Linked DNA regions of Mus musculus: regions 2, 3, 4, 5 and 6 are each linked to region 1. The links are chromatin loops, found by intact Hi-C in ENCODE. Cell type or tissue: gastrocnemius. All regions are shown on one strand.

Region 1 (4,000 bases):
CTCAGAACATCCATGGCCCACTCTGGGAAAATATCAAATCCATTTCAGAGATTGGTAAGCCCTGGTGCTTCAGACCACTGGGACCTCAGAGGAACAGGTGAGGGGAAAGGTTGATGTTACGTCAGCTTATCTGAGCTGATAGGTGCCCTGATGTCCGAGAATGCATCGCTTCTGGGTACATGTGGAAAGACATTGCTGGAAAGATGAGTGCTGGAGAAATGAGTACTGGAATCAGTAGAACACCTCAAGACTGCAGGTGCTGACCACCTTCATGGAGGACAAGGGCTGAGGGAGAGGTGCTGTATTTGACCTGAGCTCCCAATTCTGTCTTTAGACTTCGGTGTCCTGGTTCTCAGACCTTCTTGCGGTCCTTACAGAGAACCAGAGTCTGGTTTCCAGCGCCCCCGTCAGGTGGCTCACTACTACTTGTGATTCCAGCTACAAGAAATCTGGCGCCCTCCTCTGGCCTCCGTGGTACCTACACTCATGTTCATAACCACAGTATCAGTTCATAACCACAGTTCAGTATCAGGCCTTCAGTAAGATATGGTATCCATCATCACTACACTGGACATTGACTCTCCAAGTCTCTACTTCCCATAATCCCCTACCCCCCTCCTCTGGTTATCTGTTTGCCTGTCTATACATGTGCATGTTCTCTCTCTCTCTCTCTCTCTCTCTCTCTCTCTCACACACACACACACACACACACACACACACACCAGATGGACAAGACCCACAGTGATGTGTGGGTACTATAGATGAGAATCAGAGTCCCAGAGCACCCACTGAGGGAAGGGGGATTCCAGTGCACCTATTGATATATTAGCTTCCTGTGTCTGTGACTGCAGACAATAAATTGGACCAAGGACACAGAGATGACGTGGTGCTTAAGAGTGACTAGGAGACAGCTCAGCAGTTCAGAGCACTTGCGGTCCTTACAGAGAACCAGAGTCTGGTTTCCAGCGCCCCTGTCAGGTGGCTCACTACTACTTGTGATTCCAGCTACAAGAAATCTGGCGCCCTCCTCTGGCCTCCGTGGTACCTATACTCATGTTCATAACCACAGACACACACCATTTTAAACATAAAATAAGAAGTAGAAAGATAACTTGCTACGAAAGGGAAAGCACCCCTGAGACTAGGGTACAAGTGAGCCAGTGAGCCAAAGGTAAAGCTTGGGCCACAGGGCACCAGACCTTTCTAGGACATTACACAGCTTCTTGCCCATGCTTCGTTTGTGGGTGAAGTATGGGTGAGAAAGGACTTCCATTCTTTTTCTGCAAACTAAGTGTGCTCCATTTGTTGTCTGATGCCAGGTGGGAAAGAGCTTCCTTTGTATGCTAATCTTGATACAGATTTGTTCTACCACCAGGGTTGTGCAGGGCCCTGGCAGCAGCTGCTCCAGCGTGAAGCCTCCCTTCTCCTTCTGGGGCCAGCTACAAGGAAGACTGTTGTGAAAGTGACCTAGAAAAGCCACTTTGACCCAGGTAGGAAAGGCAGGGAGGAGAGGGAAGCTGCTGCAGGCTCTGAGCAAATTGTCAGTCCGCCCTCTGTCCCCTCTAGCAGCAGGAACAAGTCCTGCTGTCACCTTCTCTGTGTCAGCTTTCTGCTAAGGCCTAAGGCAGCCCGTGGCTCCAATATTTAACCCTGCCAGCTGGAGCTCCCCAGTCTTCCTTTCTTCCTTGGCATCTCACTGCTGAAGGCCTGCCCATTCCCAAGACCGACCCTCCCCAGAGTCACTGTCCCCAGACCCCCTTCTCCAATAACCATCAGCGAAACAATAAAAATCCTATTCATGTTGGAGGTGAAGTCAGATTACATCTCAGCCTGCTTGCCTCTAAAACCTGTTTTAATCTAAAGGATCCTTAAGGAGGCTGGCAGCTGGCCAGCAGAGTGACCATGGATGGGGACAGCAAGTAGTCCTCAGGATACTTTAAGGCCTCGCCTTGCACACCAGCCCCACAGCACTGGGTGCCTTTCAATTGGTTCTGAGAGTTCTCGAAGGCCAAAGGCCTGCAGGGCAGGCATGAGGGTCTGTGTCCACAGGAAGGGGGGGGGGGGCAAGCTTCTGCACAGCTGGAGTGTGCTGATAAGAGTCTTACCAGGGCAGGGCGGGTCCCCTGGGTGCATGCATGCTCTCCCTCTGCCTCCTGGCTTCTTCATACTTTGTCCCCTGCCACCACCATAAAGTACAGTGTGACCTGTCACATTCCAGAGCTGTGGCCTGGAGCCACCCAGCCCTTCGTATTGGCAAAGGAAGGGCTGGGCCACACAGCTGCTAAAAATGGCTGCTTCAGCCTTCCTACCCCAAAGAGTACATGCTGACATTCCTGCCATAGTTGAGGAAGGTCCAGCCCTGCTCCAGTTTGTGGCAGCTGCTCCCCAGGGCTCCCCTAGTCTGCAGTAGCTCCGCCCAGGCCTCCCTGCATTCCTCAAACTCCAGTCAGAAGCCTCTGTTTGCAGGAGCTGGGAGCCCACCAGGCAGAGGACGCTCAATGCTCCCTGGTCCCATGAGAGTCGGGGACAGGCATGTCACAGGCATGCCTCCTCCCAAAGAGAGGTAGTAAACCACCAAATGCCAGCCTCACTGCTGAGGTAGAGAAACTGGATCTGAGAATGCCTGTGCCATGCTACCCTTACCCAAAGTCCAGCAGAGTCTGACTCCAGGATTACCATCTCCTGGTTTATGAGTGAGTTATCTTCTGACATCTCACTGCTTTGGAAGGTGAAGAGGCACAGGTTTTTCTTCCTGGGGTGAGCCCGAGAATCAGCACACGCCTCTCCAGACATACCGGTGTGTGGCTTGCTTCCTCCAAGGTCTCTGGGGAGCAGGGAACTCAGCTGGGTCTCCAACCCACGCCCTGGCCCAGCCTTGTGGTAGAACTGGAGTCAGGCGCCATTGAAGCGGAGTTGGCGGCCTTCCCTGGTTGGGAAGAGGGCTTCATTGGGTGAGTCCCACAGACCAGGGTGCCCCTGGGGCTTGTAGACCAGAGCAGAGTTAGGAGCCCCGCCAAGCCTCCTCTCCAACGACACCAAAATTATCCTGTCGCTCCTAGGGCTGTGGTAAACTTTACAAAACTCTTTGAAGTTCAAACTGTGCCTGCCCACAAAAGGGGCTCAGCAGCCAAACTGTCTTACAGGGCAATTAAGATGTTGTCTGCAGGTATCAGGCTGTCTGCAGGGTTTGCTGGCACTCAAGACGGGTCTGCAAGAAGGTCAGGCACAGCCAGGGCAGTGGCCACAGGCCTGGCATAGGGGCCGCAGCTGAAGAAAATGACCCTGGAGGATGCCAGAGCCATTGCTGGGACACACACAGTCTCCTTCCCACCTGCACCTTGGTCTCAGGCCACACACCTGAGCTCCAGTGCTTTGATGGCCTGCCTGCCTTTGTGGGCGGTGTGAGCCTCAGCTCCAGGCAAAGCTGTAAGAGCTGATTCTGTTTGCTTTTTATCAGAGAGCTGAGGAAGGAGTTGAAAGCTGGGGCTCAGGTCTTTCAAATAAAACCTGCGAGACTGGGGAGGGAAGAAGACCACCACAAGTCCTGAAAGAGAGCCAACATGTGTCTGCAGCCTCCAGGGTTCTTGGCTGGGCTGGGCTGGCAGCTAGCTTCATAGTGCACTGGGAACCCTGTTTGGGGGATTGGGCTGTGGCTTCATTGAGATCCAGTCAGGAGCCTAAGTATGAAAACCAAAGTGCGGCCTCTCCTGTTCTGCATCAAAGCTCGGGCTGGCTGCACACTACCTGAGCCTTCTCCACTGAGAGCCCTGTCTGCCTGGGAACTGGCTGCATGAGTGGTGCCCTGGGCTAGGCAGGTTAGGTAGCAATGCTACCAGACGGATGCAAAGGGGGACCCAGAGGAAACTCAAGCAGCTGCAGTGTAGACCAACACACAGACTGACTCACCTCCAAACGGGCACACCTGTAGTTGCAGAAAGAACAGAATAACCCACCAATCCTCAGGAGGAGCACCTGCCCCCCCCCAGCCCCCCACCCCCCC
Region 2 (4,000 bases), 48 kb before region 1:
AAGATTAGCTATTCCGTGGCTCTGAATTTGTCACCTTCTGTCAACCCCGTTTATACTCATGGGTCAGGAATTCAGTCGCACAAAAGTGGCTTCTGATTCCTCGAAAGATGGCTGTTGGGGTCCCATAAAAGGCACACATTGGCCCTCTCCACCACAGCATATCCCGACAGCCTCAAAGATGCTGTGTAGCTATGGTGATGGAGCAGCCTTCCCTACTTTCAGAGGACATAGAAATGCATCTCCACAGAATGACTGTCTTTAAGAAACGATCTCCCACAGTGATGGACAAGCAGGATCCAGTGCCCCGCCCACCAACACAGCCCTGTCCACCAACACAGCTTAACTGCAGTACTTGTCTGTCTCTTCTTGCTTTCTCTCCCATGGCCACTCTTAAGTGAAGGTCACACTCTTGAGATGACCCTGCCCAGGAAAGAACATCTCCCCTCTGCAATCTCCTGAGGTTGCTTTCATGTTTTCTGTAAGATTCACATCCAGATTCTTTTAAAGGGAGAGAATTCACTCATGCTTTCAAGGTGGCCTCTGAATTATTGCTGAATACCCTCTCTGCTAACAGCTGCTGGCAGTATGATAGGATTCCTTCTCGGGGCATGCAGTAGGCAATTGCTAGCATATTGCTTCACCATGCACAAAGTCTATCCTGTGGAGATGCCCATCAACTGTCCAGCTGCCTGCTTTGCAAGTCCCTGCCATATGGCATTCCGCCCTGGGTAACTGACTCTACAGTCATACCATGTGGCCAAAGCCACTCCCCTGGACCACACTCAGTCTGGCCAGACACTCCAACAGTCACTGTGCTGGCAGGCTGTGCATCAGGTGCGTGGTCCGCAGTGATCTCAGCCTGAGCCACCCCTATGTGAGGTCCCATGCATGACAAGTGTGGCTCAGCAGTTCCCCGAGCACCAGGCCCAGGTGACGAGGCTTTTCTGTCTACCCACTAATTGCCATTTTCTCTGAGCTCTGTCTGGCCGCAACTCCAAAATTCCATTCTAACAGACTGCATCGTGTCCCCAAGCAAGGAGTCATCCCTCACTGTCTGCAGTGTTTGAGATCGGGTAACACAGACACATAGATCAAGGCTCTTCACAGTCCTCTGTAAGTGGTGAGGTCAGAGCCTGCTGCTCGGCTGCTGGTCCGTGGACCTTTGTATTGTGTGGTGTAGACAGCCACAGGTGGTGCATGGGACGAGACTCTGGGCTAGCAAATGCTCACAAGATTTTCCTTTCCTGGGTCTTCAGAAGTCTGCAAGACCCAAGGCTGACAGCACAAGCCCAAGAAACGATGGATGACTTCTTCCTGGCTGATTTCTACTTGCCTCAGAGAGCCCCACGTGGGCTGTGGGGCCGCCGGCTGTGGGGCTGCCGGCTGCGGGAACCACCCAGCAAGCATTAATCAGCGCTGCAGATTGCCCTCCAAGGACACACTGTACTACAAGGAGAGAGCTTTGAACTTCAGCTGCCACAGCTGGGGGGAACTTGATAGTGGGAAGTAATAAAGAGCCATCGGAGGGAGGTCGTTGGCTGAGGGTAGGGGTGCTCCCTGGGAGACGGAAACGGAAACGGAAGCACCGGCATCTAGCCATTTTTGTTTTGTTTGTTTTGTTTCTGCCTGCATCACCAGCTTTTTAGATGGGCAGAAAGCAGAGATCTGAGGACAGGAATCCAGGCCCAGACTATATAGTAAAGAAAGCACTCTGCTCCACAGAGGACTTTGAGCCATGACAGGCTGCTCTCTCTCGGGAAGGGGCACTCTACTCTGAGGGACACTCTACTCAGAAAGGGGCCTTCTGAGGCTGGACAGCAAGGAGGGAACTTGTGGAATTCCCAAGGTTCACCTGACTCAGCTCCTTGGAGAGGCCTCCGAGGGAACAAGTCATTGAATTGAAGCCTGTGGTCTGCTGAGCTCTTGGAGGCTTTGGGCCAGCTGGCACTCTGCATTGTGGGTGTGGCCTTCACAAAGCCATGTCTTCCTAAGTGCTAGGGCAGGGGCAAACAGCAGCAAGCCCTGCCTTCCTCTTTCCCCAAAAGTAGTCCATAAAGAGATAAGGCAAAGCAAAGGTGGGTGAAGAAGTTCTGGGGCCGAGAAGGGCAGCCCACACAGGAAGGCAGCTCTGCAGGAAGAAAGGAGACTCTAGTAGGTACGGTCATCTCCGTGATGAACTGAGAAACAAGTAATACAAGTTCCTGGCCCTAAACACCAGCAACTCACAGAAGCCTCTGGGACATCTCTGTGTATTTATTATCAATATGAACCTTTTGAACCTTGACAGACTCAAAGTAAGTCTACAAGAGCTATTTTAAAGGACACACTATGTGACCGCAACCCCTCATACAAGGTGTGTCTTCTTAGTCAGGATCCCACGACATCTGGGTCAACGAAGAACATGCCAAGGACCTAGGGAGACGGCTCAGTCAGTAAAGTCCCTACCTCACAAGCGTAAGGCTCTGGGTTTGGTGCTCAGATGCTATGTAGAAAGCAGGGCTTGGTGGTCCATGCCTATAATCCCACCACCAAGAAGGCTGAGACAGATGAGTCCCTGAGGTTCGCTGAACAACCAGATTAGCCTAACAGGGAAGTTCCAGGTCTATCAGAGATCCCTGGGAGACGGAAAGGGAAGCGCTGGCATCTAGTCCTCAAAAGTGGAGGAATGACACCCAAGGTTGACCTCTAGCCTCTGTGTGTACTCATGCATGTGTGTACACACATGCACACAAACACACACACACACACACACACCAGAGAGGCGTTGGCTTCATGGGCATTCAGCAAAGGATTTATGCTTTAAAGGTGCCTCTGTTTCAGATGCCAGTTTGGAACTCAGGGCTCCTCAGGCCACCTGCACTTGTGACAAGCTGACTGCAAGGTCAAGTTCTTACACTGTCCCCAGCCTGGTCATGACACAAAATGCAGGGAGCACCGTGCAACCCTCATAGTCTGTCATGCAGGGCACAACCCAAATGAAGTCTCAGAGTCTCAGAGCGTGTTGCAGGAAATATTAAAGAAAAGAACCTGCCAACTCTCTGGGGCTGGCCCCCACACCAGATGATCACACTCGGTCGCACTTGCATGGTCTCTTGGCCCACCAACTCTCTGGCCCTGCAAGGTCACAGGGCTTCTGCCAGGCCAGTTCTAGGATGGGTGTGTGTGTGTGTGTGTGTGCATGTTCCTCTCGCTTCCATGCATTGCCCCACACACCCCTGGTTAGCCATCTCAATACCTAATTACCCAGTAGATTTAAGACTCTTAAGCTTATAGTTAAACAATTAGATTTATGTACTAATAATATCACATTTTACAAGATACCAATACAATAATTTCAGAGCCAGTTGGTAATGCTAAAACTTGTAACTCAATTATTCTAACCTTTAGATAACACCATGTCAGCCTCCATTCTCATTCTTCTCCCTCCTCCCTCCTGGGACCTCTCTCTCTGTCTCCCCAACTTCTAGCTCCACCTCCCTTTTCCTGTCCAATCACAGGCCTGCCACCGCCCTAATGTGATTGGACAGAGAAAACCCTGCAACAAGAAAGTCTCAAATATGAACCCTCTGGGCCACTGGGATTTGTCACCTTCCTAGGTGACCAACCCAGGAAGCTAACCTAAGTGCCCTATGTCCAATTTCCCCTGGAATCTCACATGAACCCATAGTTAACTGGATCAATGGCTGTGTTGAACACATCTCTACCCACCCCACCCCCTTCTATCCTCTTGCATAATCCCCAAGGGCAGACTGAGAACCTCAATGTTCTAACTTTCAACCACCATGTTGAAAACATTCTGGCATGTCTGTTCCTTTTCTTCTCATCAGAAGCTGACCCTGCCACCGTGTTTGCGAGCCTCCAGAACCACGAGCCAATATCAGCCTTTTCACTTACAAATTACCCAACCTGGAGCATTGTTTTACAGCACCGGAACACTAAGTGACGAATAGGGAATCTACAGTTGTTCAGTTCTGATCACACACACACACACACACACATT
Region 3 (4,000 bases), 100 kb before region 1:
ATGTGTGCAGGTCTATTAGATCCAGAAGAGGCCATTGGCTCCCCTATAACAGGAAGAATTGTAAGTGGTTGGTTGTAAGCCACCTGAGCTGGGTGCTGGCCACTGAATTCAGGTTCACTGCAAAAATTGTAAATGCCCTTAACCACTGAAACAGTTCTCTAGGCCCCAATTCTAGAAACTACCATGTAATCTTCTCAACCCTCAGCGGATCTGGAGTAACTGAAATCACAAAGGAAAGCCACTGTCCTTAGAAAGAAGAGAAGGAAAGAGCACGAAGCATACGTGACCTGTTACTGTGTGTAATGAGACAAGTGAACACTGCAGGGGCCTTACCCACTCAAGGCATAGATAGCAGATCGTGTGTTGCATGAGAGCAAGATTGAAATATGAGAGGGGAACTTGAAAGAGATGGAGAGGAGTGTGTGCCACAATTTGATGAAAAGAATATCTTATTTGCACACGGGTGTTCTGGGGATTAAATTTGGGTCCTTGTGTTTGCACCGCAAACACTTTAACCAACTGGGCTATCTCACTCCAGCCTAAGAACGAGTATCTTCAAATACAAAGAAAGAGAAGTTGACCCATGACTGTTATGAAGAGGTAAGGTCATGAGTGGCCAGCAGAGCAGGCCTTCTGAGACATTGTCTCTAGGTGGGCCTGGGGACGGGGGAGGTCAGGGAGAGTGGCCCTTCTGTGTTCAGTCCTTACTTTCCTTCTGCACGCTTCAAGTCTGTACATCTAGTAACTTCACTGAGATAGGAAAGAAAGACAGGATAATGGCTCTGAAACCTGGTATCCTGAGAGTGGGTTGTTGTTGTGGGCCTAGACCAGCCCCAGGTCCTTCAGGGCTACCCAGATCCCTTGCCCAGAGGGTCACTGTAGAAGCAGAACCATGAGCATGCTCCCGAGAATCAGAGGGACCCAGGCTGGAAAACTGGTTCTCATTTCCTTGGTGTGGAAGAGCGAGCAAACCTATGCTTGTAGAAGCTCCGTGCTCACCCCATGCAACAAACAGCCACAGCCAAGGAAACACAAGTACAGGTTCTGGCTCACAGGACCCTCTGAATACTGAGCAGATATGAAACCTAGGAACAGGGGTGAGAGAGGCCCAGGAGCCTGCAGAGCAGAGGAAAGGGTGGGTAAGCACATTTAATAAGTGCTCCATCAAATCCCATCAATTTTTCCAAAAGTTCCAGCTGGGTGAAATGGAAGAAAACAATGGTTAAGTTCTCTCTCTCTCTCTCTCTCTCTCTCTCTCTCTCTCTTTCTCTCTCTCTCTTTCACACACACACACACACACACACACACACACACACCCCTCTGTAGATTTGTGCAGATAGACTACCCTTCTGATAGTTACATGATGAAACTGATGCCCTTCTTGAGATGTCTTCAACTCTGCTCTGAAGATTGCTTGGGGTACATATCTAAAGGAGAGGAGCCTGAGAAGTGTTTTCTAGCTTGACCATTAAAATTCATCCCACCAAGGTGAAGAGAGCCACACCATCTCCTTAGTTTAACCCTGCCTTGGGCCCTGCCACGGTGGGAAACAAGCTCTGGTTCTGCCCGAAGTGGTCTGGGGATCCTAAGTACATTCCGTAGATGCTTCTGCCCCAGCCCCTTCCAGGTGGACAAGCTCATCTTCCAGGAGCAAGCTGTGAGAACAGCAGCTAAGTTTAGCCGCCAGCTCTGTGGATGTGCAAGGCTTCTATTATTAAACCGGCATGGGATAAATATTTCCGCCGTGACACACAACTGCTCCTGGCATGCAGGAACTCCTGTCCCTAGATCCATCCCAAAAAGGGAAGCTCGCAGAGATCTAAAACTGGGCTACGGGAATCCCAAAGAATGCAAGGCTTGGAAAGTATCCAGCTCGTATTTGAAATGCTTCTCCCATGAGGTGCAGAAAAGGAACATCGGACTCTGAAACGCAGGATACTGCGACCACAAAGACACATGGGGGCTGCTGCCTGCACAGTTCTCTTGTGGTTCACTGGCCCCGGCATGGTTGCAGGCTGCATTCCCAGCTCAATTCCACACAGCTGTACTCAGAGAAGCAAACACACTTGCAGTTTCAGCTGTCCAAAGTGCCAGAATCCCTACCTCAGAAACTCCAGCTCGCTTTGAGACACAAGATAGATTTCTCTGTGCCTGGAAGACTAACTAGATACTTCAGGAAGTAAAGAATAGCCTGGAAACCCAGGAGTGTGAAGCGACATGGGAGCTGATAACTGTCACTCTGACCCAAGCACCGGGTTCAGGTCGTGACATCACAACTCAACGACTTGAGTGAGGATGGTCGCTGATTTTCTTTCCCCCTTGTTTCTTTGCTGATGACAAATATGTATTGCCTGCTGCATGTCAGTCACAGTTCTAGATGACAGGCACTTGACCAGATGAAGGAAGTAAGAAGTAAGGGAAATAGTCTAAAGGGGAAAAAGAACCCTAACCAAGCTCAGCGTAAGGATAGTGCTCTGTCCAGGAGTGGTGAATGCCTCAGAGGACAGTAGAGCAGGCTGGGTGGAGAGAGATTTCTGAGAAGATATCTGGGCATGGACCGCAGAGCAAGAGAGACAGGCGGTTTACAAGCTCAGGAATGATGGAGAATTATCCTCATGTTATGAGAAGCAGAAGGCTTTAGGTGAGGACTGGAATCGGAGGTGAGATGTGATGTAGCAGGGAGAGGCTGGGCTGTCCCAGCCTAACCATCTAGGCCTGGTTGGGATGTGTGATATCCTGGGGCTTGGTTTAAATGCAATGACCAAGCAACACAGGAGTTACTGTGCTCCCCCATTTCTACCTCACTGCTGTGGTCAAATCACTGACAAAACACAACTCAAAGGAGGAAGGCTCTATTTCAGCTGCTGGTTTGAGGAATTTTTTGATCATTGTTCTAGGGGGGAAGAAGAGTTTGTCAGGAGAGGCAGGGGGCCGTTTGCTCCTATCTTGATAGACCAGGAAACAGAGACAGGGCAGGAAGTGGAACTGGTCTGTAAAACCCCAGGGCCCACCCAGAGCGACTCACTTCCTTGAAAGAGGCTCCACCTTCAAAAGGTCCCACAACCTCCCCCAAACAGAACCACCAGCTGGGGACCACGTGTCCAAGACACATGTGCCCGTGGGAAACATTTCATATTCCAACCACAGCACCATCCTACACCACTAGTTTATTAAAGGCTGGTCAGATGTCACAAACCAGCTTAATAATGCATCGATACAGTTACAGGCATAAGGTTTGAAGGCAACGTTTCCTGGGGAACCTTCTGAATTGCTGTCACCAATCTGTAGTCATTAGGACTGGACAGATGGCTTAGAGCACTGGATGTCCAGTCATGGGAACCAGCATTGGGACCCCAGCCCCCATGTAACAAGGTTGGCAAACATTTGTAACTCCAGCTCTGAGGGATGCAATGCCTTCTTTCTTCTGGCCTCTGCACATGTACATGTCACACACACATGCATGCACATAGGTTCACACAGATACGGACACCACACACAGAAATAAATAAATTCTTCTAAAAAAAATGTAGTCATTAAGAAAGAACCAGGAAAATTGACTGTGCTCTCTGCACAGGCACAGCATTGACAGAAGAAAAAAACCTGGGGTAGAACCAGGGTGTCAAACAATTGTCTGTTTTCCCCTTTCTTATAATGTAGGATGTGTCAGTGGTCAAAACACCTATGCATAGCAACCGCATGGACTTTTGGGTGTGCCAAGAAGCCAAGTATTATCAGACATCCCAGTCCCATGGCCGGAAGACAGCTGACCATGGAGTGGAAGCCACCTCCAAACCGGCCTCTGTGTCCACTCGTGATCGTATGATCAGAATCTGGGGTATTTGTTGGCACAGACAAGGGGATGCAAGAGTCTGGATCTGCAGATGCTCTTACAAGGAAATCGGCTCCCTCACACGTTACACAGATACTGCAGGCTCCTCCCCTCTCAAGTTGGCATTCCTCCTGTATCTGCTGCTCAGAGTGTAGGAAATCACACCCTGGA
Region 4 (4,000 bases), 130 kb after region 1:
CTTAGCCTAGACCTGCCTGGCGCCAGCATTCCTGCCTCCCAACTCCAACCTGGCGCCCACACACCAGGATCCCCAGTCCCGACCTGGCGCCCACACACCCGGATCCCCAGTCCCGACCTGACGCCCACACCTCTGGCACCCTAGTCATGATCTGGCGCCCTCATTCCCCATCACCCAGTCTCGACCTGGCGCCTGCACTCCCAGTTCCCTACTTCTGATCTGGCGCCCGTATATCAGGCTCCCCAACTACGATCAGGTGCTGGCACCCCAAACTCTAGCTCTAGACACGAATCGAATGCAGTAATTCTGGTCCCGCGCCTCGGCACCTCACAGCCAGACAGTGCACGGCTCCCACCCTGCAAACTTCTATCCTAGAGGACCCTGTAAGACCACTACCAGACAAGGCCAACTCTCGGCACCCCAAAACCCACCTGGCTGTGCTTTCCGGAACTGTATCCTGGCCACGGACTTCTTCCAGAGTCATTGTGCGATCCACGAACAGCAAGTTATCCAAAAGAGTGCGGAGGGAACCCGAGCGCAGGTAAAGATTCCCAGAGTCCGATGCGCGCCCACCACCAGCGAGTGCGCCAGGCTGGGCCGGGAGAGCCCTTTTATAGACAGGCTCGGCGCGCCGCCGCCAGCTGGCGGGAGGCTGCACTCCCATTGGCCAGCGCCCGCTTTCTGATGCAAATGAGGCGGCAGGCCTGCGGCTCGTGCCAGAAGGCCACGTGGGGAGGGGTGCGGGGGATGACACAGCCTCAAATCTGCCGCTTTTGTCAGGGTGTTACCAGGCAGACTGGAGCCTGCAGATTTCATCTCGCCTTTCTTTTTTTGTAAGTCCTTAAAAGGAAAAAGTTTAAAAAAAAAGTACGTTGTTTGCTGATACGATACTGGAATTTGTAGAATGCACACTTGGAGAATGTAAAAGCCCCCTCTTTTTTTTTTTTTTTTTGCTCTTTTTTTTTTTTTTTTTTTTGCGACCTTTCTAATTTTTCCTCAATTTTCAGTTTGAAGTTTATAGGGTTGTTACATCGAAACCGAAACTTAAAGTCAAAGGTTTGCAACTGCAGCTGACATTAGGCCTAGGCTGCCACTAGGGACTCAGGACTCTGCGCCTTTCGGGGTCGCGGCTGCAAGGTCTAAGCCCTCCCATCCCCCACCCCTACCCCTAGCAGATCGCTGTGGGACGCGGGCAGCAGGGACCAGCAGATTGCTGCCGGCACACGCGGCTCGTTTGCATTTCTATACGGGGCACACAAAAGAGGAGGTCTGGCGTGTGGCAGTTCGCGGTGGGGACAATCGACGCTTTCTCTTTCATAGCAACACTGTCCACCTGCCGCCGGTGGGGTGGGCCGAGCCCCGTCGGGAGCCGGGGTCGCGGGGTTGCCCGGCGCGTGGGGGTCGGAGCAGCGTGCCGCTCCCCCGCCACTGGGTGCGCACCTCTTAGGCTTATTCTGACTGCTGGGATTCTGATGCACGCGTGCTAAGCTCGAGAGTGAGCTGTACACCAAGGCTACTGTGCCCCAAACCCCAGAGGTTCCGGGGTTCAGACTCCGGGAACTCGGCTGTTCCACATTGTTTTTCCCAGGGCGCCGCCTACCGGCCGACCTAGAAAAATCCAGATCCTCTCATCCACCCACCAAATATTGCCTCGCGTTGACCTCTCAGGGGGGTTTGAGCTGGGACACCCCAAGCACCGAGAACCCTGTGCTATTATGCGCATCATTTAGAATCAGGGTAACGCCTGCACCGGGCGCCCGGGCCTGGAGACCGAAAGGAGCCTGCCACCCAGGACCAAGAATCCGTTTGTCTTATGAGAATTTGAAATATTTCAACTACTTAAAAATGTTTCTTCAAGAGGTTCTTTTCTGATAACGTAATAAAATTAGAAGTGATCTTGAGAGCTTTCTGAACTTATCGTTTGTCCCGTGGGACCTGCACATCAGGCTTCCAGACTGCTCGCCCGCAGAACACGACACTGTGGGCGTCTGCGTCTCTCTGTGCTAACACAGAAAAGTGTGCTAGGGGACTTCTGGAGATTCTTGAGTGAAGCCTGGGAGACTGGATAGGGCAAAGGGCGTTCATGAAGCTTGCCAGACTGAGGCAAAACTCACACACACCCACACACCCACCCACACACACACACACACACAGACACACACACACACAGACACAGAGAGAGAGAGAGAGAGAGAGAGAGAGAGAGAGAGAAGAGAGAGAGAGAGAGAGAGAGAGAGAGAGAGAGAGAGAGAGAGTGGATTTTCTCCTTTCTACTGGAGCGTTCTCCAGGTGGGTGGTGAATATAGATCATTCAGTGTTAATTTTTGAACTCCTTAAAGGACGTTTTTGCTGCAAGGGGAAGCTGCTTGTTTGCCAACGCCAAAGGCTAGGCGAGGGGCCGGCGTTTTGCGCCTCCCAGAGGCTGCATTGAGAACTGCAGGTGTCGGCCCTGTGGTTCCTCTGCAAGGTCTCTCAGATTCTTAACACCCCTTCCTACTAAAATACGTTTTAAGTGATGGAAACAGGGTTTCTCATCCTGGCTGTCCTGGAACTCACTCTGTAGACCAGGCTGGCCTCGAACTCAAAAATTCACCTGCCTCTGCCTCTGCCTCTGCCTCTGCCTCTGCCTCTGCCTCTGCCTCTGCCTCTGCCTCTGCCTCTGCCTCTGCCTCTGCCTCTGCCTCTGCCTCTGCCTCTGCCTCTGCCTCCCAAGTGCTGGGATAAAAGTCGTGTGCCACCACTGCCCGGCCAGTTTTATTACTTCTTAATTCCCATTGGTTTCAGATCCCAAGGAAACGTCGGAAATAATAATCCATTTGATGTCTTGGCGCACACCCGCTACTTCCACTTATAGCTAGAAAAGTGCTCACTTACCAAGTTGCAGGAAATGACACCCCCCCGCGCACCCCATCCTCCGGCCTGTCCCCCACAGGAAGGTCTGTACAGGTTAGCGCAGGCTTAAGTACTAGCATTTCCAGACCTCGCCCTCAGCCAGTCTGGGTCAGAAGGGATGATTGACAGACCCCGAAGCTAGTCTACTCTGCTGGCATTTTCAAAGTATTCCATTACAGGAAACCCTCCTCTCTGCCTTAAGCTTAGGGCCTCACACAACTTTACCTAGCTAAGTCCTAGTGGTCCCAAAGTCCCCATCTCAATTAGGAAAGAAAGGTTAGGGCCGGGCCCAACGTCACAGGCAGTATTGCTAAACCCCATATTATCCGGTGGCTACACTCTTACTACATCCCTAAACCTTAATAATACAGGGGACAGTGAGTCTACTAAAGCGGAAGTTTCACATATACTTCACTTTTGAAACCCTTTAGAGGTGGGGATATAGCTCGGTAGGTAGAACGGATGCATACAGAGTGTGCATCAAGACCGGCTTTATAAACCATGCATAGTAAGTAGTGCACACTTGGAATCCAAGGATATCCTTGAACTCAACACTAGCACTAGCTGGGTATACCTTGGGCCCTACCTCAAAATCGAATTAAAAGAAATGCATAAAACCTAGAATCCCAGCTACTTGGAAGGCTGAGCAAGGAGGACTCTTATGTCTAAAGGCTAGCCTGGGCCAACCGGAGAGACAGTCCCCAATCCCAGCAAATTCTCTCGGTGAACTTCTCCATGACTTTGTCTGCTAGGAGGGGGTCCTGAGGAAAGCTTGCATCATTTGAAGGAAGATGGAGTCGGTCCCCAGGGCAATAATCTCTGTGAAGCATTCCCTCCACCCTGCATTTGGAGTGTGCACAGAGAATGATCTTAAACAGCAGGCATATGCCTCGAGCCCCCTAAGCCAGCCCCTGGGACAGCTAGACCAAGGCTGCAAGACCAAAGCAGGCTGAGGAGCCCAGCCCCATGCAGGTGGAGTTCCCTGGGCTGTCTTAGGAAAAGCCAAATTCATTGACACTTTTTCAATGAAAAAAAGGAAAATGTGGACTCTTGCCTTCTCTTGGTTAGTTAGCCTTATCAATGCTTTTCAAGACAAGGCAAGTCTTTG
Region 5 (4,000 bases), 240 kb before region 1:
CTGGTAATGGGTTGGGCCTCTCACCAGCAAACTGCATTCAGAAGACAGTTCCATTCCTCAGTCTCCCTTTAAAAATATGTGTGTGCAAGAATATGCACATCCCGGGTGGTCAAGCACTCCCCCTTCCAAGTGTGAGGACCTGAATTTGAGATGCAGAACTAATATTTAGAAACAACTTGTGGTGATGTGTGTGCCTGTAACCTCAGCTCTGCAGGGGCTCCTGGCCAGCCAACCTTGCCAAATACTAAGCTTCAGGATCAGCGGCTAAGGTTGTTTCACAATTAAAGGAGCAGAACAACCAGGACAGATACCCAATGTCAAGCTTAGTCTACACACACACACACACACACACACACACACACACACACACACGCACACGCACATCCATATGCATACACACACCCTTACGAAGATACAGCTGTCAGTGTGGTTGTAGGTTTAACATGGGCTATTTAGAGATGTGGGTGTGACCCATCCAAGAACGTTTTATTCTGACAGCAGAATGTCTCACTTCTTGCTAATTGTCTTGAGATATTGGAAGAAGAGGCTGTGGTAGCTTGATGTGCAGAACTGTATGCCCTCTATAGTCATAACCATTCCCACCCCCAAACACTGTGGTGCCAACCCAGCCTGGACATGGCTTCCCAGTATTGTCTCTCATGGCAGCCATGTGCCACCAATGTCCGAGGGTTGGGGATTGGAACCCAGACCAAGGTCAAAGAAAACAAGAGAAGAGGCCAGAAGAGGGTGGCTAAGTGAACAACTTCACATCGGCCAAGTTCAATGTTCCAAATAATCTTCTCACTGACAATGGTCTTATTTCCATTGGCCACAGGATGCTAATCCCCTCCCAAGCTCAGGCCAGTATTGCTCACTACGGATTTCCTTCCCTAACTTCCAGGGCGAAGACCCTCAGCAAGCAACATGCAAGACTGTGCAGACCCTTGGACTATTGCAGGGTCTGTGTATAGTCTACTCATGTCCTCTATGAGTAGAGTGGGGACATGTTCCCCCTGAGCTAGGACAGTAGTTATCTATAAAACCAGAGTCCCCCAGACTCAAAACCCGACAGCTCTGCCGGGTGACAGGGCACCACAGCAGTGATTCAGATGTCGCTTTTACACAATGACCTCAAATCCATACACATTAGGGAAAGATTATGCCATCTGCTCACCATCTGCTAAGGACAAAACAACTCATCTTTAAAGTTGTCCTAGGAATTGGGTCTGCGGTTCCGCCAAGGATCATGGTGCCTTTTAAAGTTTCTGGTCACCTTAACTCGGAATTACAACAACCAAGCCAAAGGTCATTAGACCAGTACCTTGGTGACAAGACACCAAAGCAAAGTGCTGGAGTGATGGCTCACCAATTAAGAGCACTTGCTGCTCTTCCAGAGGACCTGGGTTTGATTCTCGACATCCACAGGAGGGCCACAGATCTGAAACCCCAGTTCTAGGGATATAACACCTTCTTCTTGCCTCTGTGGGAACCAGGCACATATATGGTGCATTGATATATGCATAGTTGAAATACCCATACACATAAAATAAAAGTAAGTTAATGTAAAAGGACATGAAATCATTTTAGCCCAACACATAGAGATGCACTTACAAGAAAGCCTAGTCTCAAAACTACACCAGGATTCCTGGAGGGGACATACTCTGTCACCCACTGAGCTGTCATCCACTGACGTTGGATGAAGGCCCACACTTGGAGGACAACACATGGAACCATATGGATTTCCATTTTCATTTTAAGGAGTCTGCTAAAGACTCTGGCTACAGGACCAGATGTCCCTTGTGAGAAAAACCCAGGGGTCAGAAGAGTTATAGAGGAGGGAGGGATGGATACACAAGGAGACTGGAGAGATAACAGAGATGCTTCCAGAAATGACTCACTCGGGCGCTGGCGGGAATGGAGCTGGGGAACATCTCCACCAGTGTTTTCCTTTTTATGTGTGTGAGTACGTCATCATGGAAGAATCCCACGCTACAAAATAAAGATCACTTCCAACTGTTAAAAATGGACATTAAGGTTGATCAAAACCATGTTTCCTATGGACGAGCAGGGCTGGTTGGTAGCCATGGGTGTTCAGGGATCCGCTGCTCTTCTATTACAGTGATGTGTCTGCCAGTAAATGGACACTTACACTTAATTAAATCAAATAGATAATAGATGAATAATGGATAAATAGGTGATAGATAAATAGATAAGTGATAGATTGTAGATGATAGATAGATAGATAGATAGATAGATAGATAGATAGATAGATAGATAGATAGATACATACATACATACATACATACATGCATGATAGGTACATAGATGATAGATACATTAGATGATAGATAAAATGATTGACTATAGATAGATGATTGGAAGAGATTGATCATAGACTGCTGGTTCATAGGACCTGTGATAGTCACAGGGGGACATCAAACTATTAGCTAGTAAATTTGAAGGAAAAATGAAATGACTCATTTCTCAAGGGAATTAAATTGACAACCTTAGCTGAAGAAACATAAAAGACTGAAAATTATGAAAATTAAAAAGGGAAAAGCCAAGGGAACAAAGGCCATATAAGAAATCTTTTTAAAGCAAGAATTTGAATGCTGGTATCTGAGACTTCTAAAGGGGAAAAATGAACTTATTATTTTCAGAAACTATCATAACTTGGACACAAAAGTTGACAGCTCACCAAAACAAAACCTTGGGCGACATCTACTTACCGTAGGTAGGTACAAAGATCACAAGAACAGAAGCAACGGCAGTCAGAAGACCACAGAGGCTTAGAAACAGTCACATTTCATGATTATCATGGTCTACCACAAAGAAGCCCAAGAAAAATACTCAGTCAAGAAACCCTGCCATCTGGGGAGAAACAGGCAAGTCTATGAAACCAAGCAGCAAGCGGCAGACTGTCAACCTTTGGTACCATATTTTCTGACTTGGGCACTGGACAGTAGGGAGAAGGGAGACAAAGAGTATCACATACACTCTCTGGCCCTGAAGCAAGCACAGAAGACAGTGTTTTAATGTGACAGAATCTGGGCTTTGGTCACTGCGCCGGATTGAGCAATGCAATGTCTAAGGTGAGACTCTTGCTATCATTGAACAGCACAGCAGCCTCAGTTCCTACCCACGATACAAACTAGATGGAGCAGAGGCCCTGTCCCCAAAAGGAGGGACCGCTTCCCTGGGATTTCGCTGAGCCCAGTTTATTCAGTAAGCAGGTTGTCCTAATGTCCTTTCTGTTGCCATAATAAAACACTAACCAGAGGCAACTTAGAGGAAGAAAGGGTTCATTTGGTGTATACGTTCATGTCACCAGTGATGGGAGTCAGGGCAAGACCTTAATTAGGCATTTGAAGCAGATCCCTGGAGGACACTGCTTGCTTGCTCTCTCCTGTTCCCTGGCTCATCTTAGTTATCTTCCTTATACAACCCAGGACCACCCGCTCAGGGAATAGCACCTTCCACAGAGGGTCTTCCATATCTATTAGCAATCAAGACAGTCTCTCACAGACATGGCCAGTCTGTCTGATCCTGGCAACCCCTCAGCTGAGACTCCTCATTCAGGTGACTCTAGGTTGTTCCAAGTTGCCAGCTGCAGCTGACTGTGACACTGGGGAACATGAAGGCTTCATGTTACTGGCCTCTGGTCAGCGTCAGATCAAACAGAGGGAAGCTGAGGGTCCAAGCCTTTAAGAAGTATGGCAAGGGTGTTTTCTGAAGTGCGTGCCCTCTGTCAGTGGCTATGAGCACAGCATCCAAGGCCCACACAGTATCACTGCTCCTGAGTGGGCTGGTCCATGGGTATGGAAGATTCATCCATCAGTTCCAGCAGGCCAGCACTTTAAGGTCATCAGAGCATTCTTTCTCTATAAATCCCTGTGCTGTGGAGCTGCCCATTGCCTGATAGCAAGGCTCAAGGGCGTGGGAGGCAGGGGAGAAGTTACTAGGGGGTTCAACTAGAAGGCTGACATTTCTTAAGCTTTGG
Region 6 (4,000 bases), 110 kb after region 1:
TCGCAACAATGGAAACCATAACTAAGACAGTGACCATCCAGCCCCTCTCAGCTAAAATGAATATAAGTTAAACCCCCATGGGTTGTGTCCACCTCAAAGTTGACTCTATGTTCCCTAGAAGAATGTGGCCACTGGACATGGTTGTTGGGTTGTCTTTCTCCAACAATATCCACATGCAACCACAGGGGAGCTCACACATTGGCCCTTAAGCATCCCTGAGCCCCTCCACTCCTAGACAATAGCCACCAATAGACTTGCATCTTTCCCAAGGATATCTTCTCACCCACCCCAGTTCCTGCACTGTCCAGCCCAGGCACCCAGCATACAGAAATCTCCCAAATAAATGTCTGAAGCAGAATCAGCTCATGTGGCTAAGGGGAAATTGAGCACAAACAGAATGTTTTTTCAGAATGTTCCATGGAGACCTACAGGGCTTCCAGGTACCATAAGGAGAAAGCCCTTGGAGAACCCTGAAAGAGCATAGCCCCCTGGCTCCCTATGCTAAGATCACCAGTAAGTCCATATGCTCCAGGTCTGTGTCCAAGCCTCTACCCCTTCCCTGCCCTATTTGAGCACTAAGGGCTCTGCACAGTGAGTGGGGGAGGGGACAGGTGGATCCATACTTTTCATACTGGGAATACTGTCCAGTGTCTGGAAGAAATAAATGGGACTTCTACACTGACTTTTTGAGTGTTCTTGCTTCTCTCATAAACATACTGGGGCACATCTTGTTCCTTTTGAGTCTGGGAGGAACATGTCACTGGCCCTGCCCACAGGGGTTTAGAGCCCCTTAGGAAGAAATGTCAACGGAACCAGTAAGAACCAATATACACCTGTCTGTACACCTGTCTGAAGACCTCAGGAACTCGGAGAGGAGCAAGAAGTGGGGTCAGGGTGAAATGGAGACTTTCTTCCTAATAGACTAGAGACAGATAAATTCAGAATTTCAAATGTGTGTGTCTCAGAAACCATGTATAAGGTGCCTGACTCCTCACCCTGAGCAGAGAATCCTGGGGGCAAACCCAGAGCCGGGATATCCTAGCACTCTGTGTTTTCTCAGCTCTACCCTTCTAAGTCAGGCCCAATGTCCTACATGGCAAAGCCAAATCCCCCAGCAGAGGTCCCAAACAAGCTAACTACAGCCCTATACCTAAGGCTACCGGCAAACACCTTTTATTTTATATTTTGGATGGTAGGCAGGCCCTCAGAGAGCGGGGAGCAGGTAGTTAGTTAGGCAGGGCGGCCTGCAATGCACTTTGGACTAACAGGATCTGGCTGCATAATTAATCCAAGGAGAAAAGACATCCCCTCTGAGAAACAAAGACTCCCAGGACTTCTGACGCCAGGTACGCTGCTCAGGAGAGCCTACGAACTGCCTGATCATCAAGTCATACGGTCAGCAGTCACCTCATCCACACTGGGACAGCCTGGGTTCATTCCCCTCCCGGGCTTGTGCTCTGCGCAGAGCCTCACCGTGCCAGAGATGAGTGTGAAAGAGCTCAGAGGATTAAGGACTTCATTTGGCTTTTTTTTTTCTTTTTTGCACCTTGTCAAACATCCCAGCCCACAGCCAGGAAGACCCCCCCCCCACCTCACCCCCGCCTCACACCCTCATAACTCCTCGAGCTGGTTGGAAAGAACAGAAAGGCAGACAGGTGTCCATCTCGTGCGCCAAGAGAGCGAGCAGGAGAAAGGGCTGCAAGCTGTGTTTATGGGGCGGCAGGAGAATAAGAGTAAACTTCAACCAGGCACCAAGATAAAAATAACAGCAGTACAGGAGGTCCTGCCAAAAGGAGGCTGTGCTCCCGAGTTCTAATCGCTTGGGAGCCTGGGCTTGAGACCTAGTCTGAGGACACGGTGGTGCCCGAGGGGAGCTGGCACCCTCCTGGCTGATTCTTTCTCTGCCTCTGATCAGGCTCCTTGGCTCCTGCTAAGAGGTTCAGCTGGGACACAGGACTCCTGCACACTGCAGCCAGCCTTGTAAACAGTTCCCAGACCAGCTCGAAAGGACCACAGAGCACCATCTGGGAACGGTCCAAGCTGGGAGTCAGCCCCAGCTGTGGGACCTTGAGTCAGTCACCTTGCCCTGGGAGCCTCCTTGGGCAGCCCTTTCTCAGGATGAGTGGGTGTGGGGCCCCTCAACCCTGGCTCCCTGTGCTTCCAAGGAGATTGTTTACAAGGGAGCCAGGGTGTGCGGTTCCTCCCAGGAATCTCCAGCTGCAGTGGTCGGAACATCCCCACCCTGGCCTGGGGACCAGACCAGGCAGAGCAACAGCAACAGCCAATGCCAAGCACAGCTTGGGCCCACGGTGGAAAACTGAGCCTAAGATTGTCCCAGGTGACAACCCCATGTTGTCAATATAGTGGAGGCTCCTTGCTCTGCAGCTTGTGTCCCAGAGTCCTTGGGAGCCCACTTGTAACTAACCAAAACCGGATTTCCACCCATGAGTCTGTCCAGCATCCACTTTGAATCAGAAAGACCCTACAGATATCCCAGTTCGATTAGTGCTCTCTCCTCCTCCTCCTCTTCCTCCTCCTCCTCCTCCTCCTCCTCTTCCTCCTTCTTCTCTCTCTCTCTCTCTCTCTCTCTCTCTCTCCCCCCTCCCCAACTTGCATTTTTATTTTTAAAAGTAATGCTTCACTGGGCATGGTGATGCACTCCTTTAATCCTAGCAGAGGCAGGAGGATTTCTGAGTCCCAGATCAGCCTAGTCTACAGAGTGAGTTCCAGGACAGCCAGGGCTACACAGAGAAACCCTGTCTCGAAACAAACAAACAAACAAACAAAAAAAAAAGTAATGCTTCAACACGTATCAAAAAACATTCATTCCATAAGTAACTCAGTTTGGGAAGCCCAAAGCTGACAGACCTGAGTCTTCGTCCCACTAACTTGTTTTAATTAGATTTTTATTATCTGGGGGAGGAAATATGGAGAGTGTAAAAGGGTTAGGGACACACTCACATGGGAGGTGCAAGTGTAGAAATCAGAGGACAACCTACAGGAGTCCCTCTCTCCCTTCATCACAGGGGTGGCATGTGGGGAGGGGCACTAGACTTGAACTCAGGTCGTCGGGCTTGGTAGCAATCACCTTCACCTACTGAGCCATCTTGTCACCCATACTAGACAGCCCTATGTCATGAGCTCACTTGCTGGGGTTCCCAACAACCCCAGCTGACATTCCTCCCATGAATCTTTCAGAACAGCTATAAAATTTTATTTTAAAATGTTTTCTATGTTAGGTTTAAAATGTTAAGATATTTTTAAATGTTCCTTGTGACAAGAGATGAGGTATAGACAAGCCCAAGATGGCTTGTGGATACCATCTCCCCTAATTGGTGCTGGGGTGGATGGGAAAGATGTAGCAGAGGTTTCCTTGGGAGCCTCTCTGCCTCCGGGACACGTAGGGAACCAAACCATGAGCTCAACCCACCCCCAAATGATGGGTTGACAGCAATCTTTAGATAAGTTACCACCAGGTTTTTGCAGGTGATAGAAACTTGAAACATTGTCTTGCCGAGGAGGGAGATATGTCTATTTGCTTTCCGTTGCCCTAACTGAAGGCCACAGAGTTCAGGACTGGATATAGCTCCCTTGGTAGACTGCTTGTCTGACATGCAGGAAGCCCTTGATTTGCCGTTCCTCCTGCAATCCCAGCCCTTGGAAGATGAATGCAAGCTATTCAGAAGTTCAAGGTCAGTTTTGGCTACAGGTTCAAGTGAGTTCCAGGACAGCCAGGGCTATACAGAGAAACCCTATCTCGAAACAAAAAAAACAAAAAAACAAAAAGCAAAAAGAAGCCACCAAGATTCCAACACAGGGTTTTACTCTGCTGTCTTTATTTAATATTAGTCACCTCCTAAAGCTGCATCTCCGAGCTCCACGGGCAGAGTTTCAGTCTTCTTACTAATTCCTCACAACAGGGACGATACTCCAGCATGCCTTTTCCAGGGGGACAACCCACACTCACACACAGAGGGACAGGAAACCAAGTCTTGCAGTC

The links. A loop is a pair of places that touch in the nucleus more often than their neighbours do. Peaks named below come from ENCODE experiments on the same cell type or tissue, not always from the same donor. Only the 100,000 strongest peaks of a DNase experiment are listed, where the experiment ranks them.
Region 2: a loop joins it to region 1, with 2.0 times the contacts of the local background. A loop is called at or near these places in 3 of 42 quality-filtered maps.
Region 3: a loop joins it to region 1, with 2.2 times the contacts of the local background. A loop is called at or near these places in 7 of 42 quality-filtered maps.
Region 4: a loop joins it to region 1, with 2.5 times the contacts of the local background. A loop is called at or near these places in 25 of 42 quality-filtered maps.
Region 5: it touches region 1 in a loop (6-fold over the local background); 7 of 42 quality-filtered maps call a loop at or near these places.
Region 6: a loop joins it to region 1, with 8 times the contacts of the local background. A loop is called at or near these places in 6 of 42 quality-filtered maps.

The regions. Positions count from the first base shown.
Region 1 is chr13:51,974,420-51,978,419 of GRCm38, reverse strand. No RefSeq gene overlaps it. Among named protein-coding and RNA genes, the nearest start is that of Gm40948, 110 kb to the left of the region's middle. In gastrocnemius, CTCF peaks have their summits at 434 (motif pointing left), 1,044 (motif pointing left) and 2,468; DNase peaks (open chromatin) are centred at 1,877, 2,446, 2,936, 3,276 and 2 more places; H3K4me3 peaks cover 350 bases; H3K27ac peaks cover 2,877 bases.
Region 2 is chr13:52,022,417-52,026,416 of GRCm38, reverse strand. No RefSeq gene overlaps it. Among named protein-coding and RNA genes, the nearest start is that of Gm40948, 59 kb to the left of the region's middle. In gastrocnemius, no CTCF peak of the experiment used is centred here; DNase peaks (open chromatin) are centred at 726, 1,370 and 1,932; H3K4me3 peaks cover 1,058 bases; H3K27ac peaks cover 1,732 bases.
Region 3 is chr13:52,077,810-52,081,809 of GRCm38, reverse strand. No RefSeq gene overlaps it. Among named protein-coding and RNA genes, the nearest start is that of Gm40948, 3.8 kb to the left of the region's middle. In gastrocnemius, no CTCF peak of the experiment used is centred here; a DNase peak (open chromatin) is centred at 1,686; H3K4me3 peaks cover 806 bases; H3K27ac peaks cover 2,281 bases.
Region 4 is chr13:51,843,264-51,847,263 of GRCm38, reverse strand. It overlaps Gadd45g (growth arrest and DNA-damage-inducible 45 gamma), which reads right to left and starts at 589. Exons shown (of 4, transcript NM_011817.2): 1 at 432-589. The coding sequence starts at 484. In gastrocnemius, CTCF peaks have their summits at 604, 1,609 (motif pointing left) and 2,419; DNase peaks (open chromatin) are centred at 1,242, 1,539, 1,989, 2,419 and 1 more place; H3K4me3 peaks cover 2,316 bases; H3K27ac peaks cover 2,341 bases.
Region 5 is chr13:52,212,769-52,216,768 of GRCm38, reverse strand. No RefSeq gene overlaps it. Among named protein-coding and RNA genes, the nearest start is that of Gm33041, 8.1 kb to the left of the region's middle. In gastrocnemius, no CTCF peak of the experiment used is centred here; a DNase peak (open chromatin) is centred at 1,745.
Region 6 is chr13:51,866,669-51,870,668 of GRCm38, reverse strand. No RefSeq gene overlaps it. Among named protein-coding and RNA genes, the nearest start is that of Gadd45g, 22 kb to the right of the region's middle. In gastrocnemius, no CTCF peak of the experiment used is centred here; a DNase peak (open chromatin) is centred at 1,910; H3K4me3 peaks cover 1,755 bases; H3K27ac peaks cover 3,834 bases.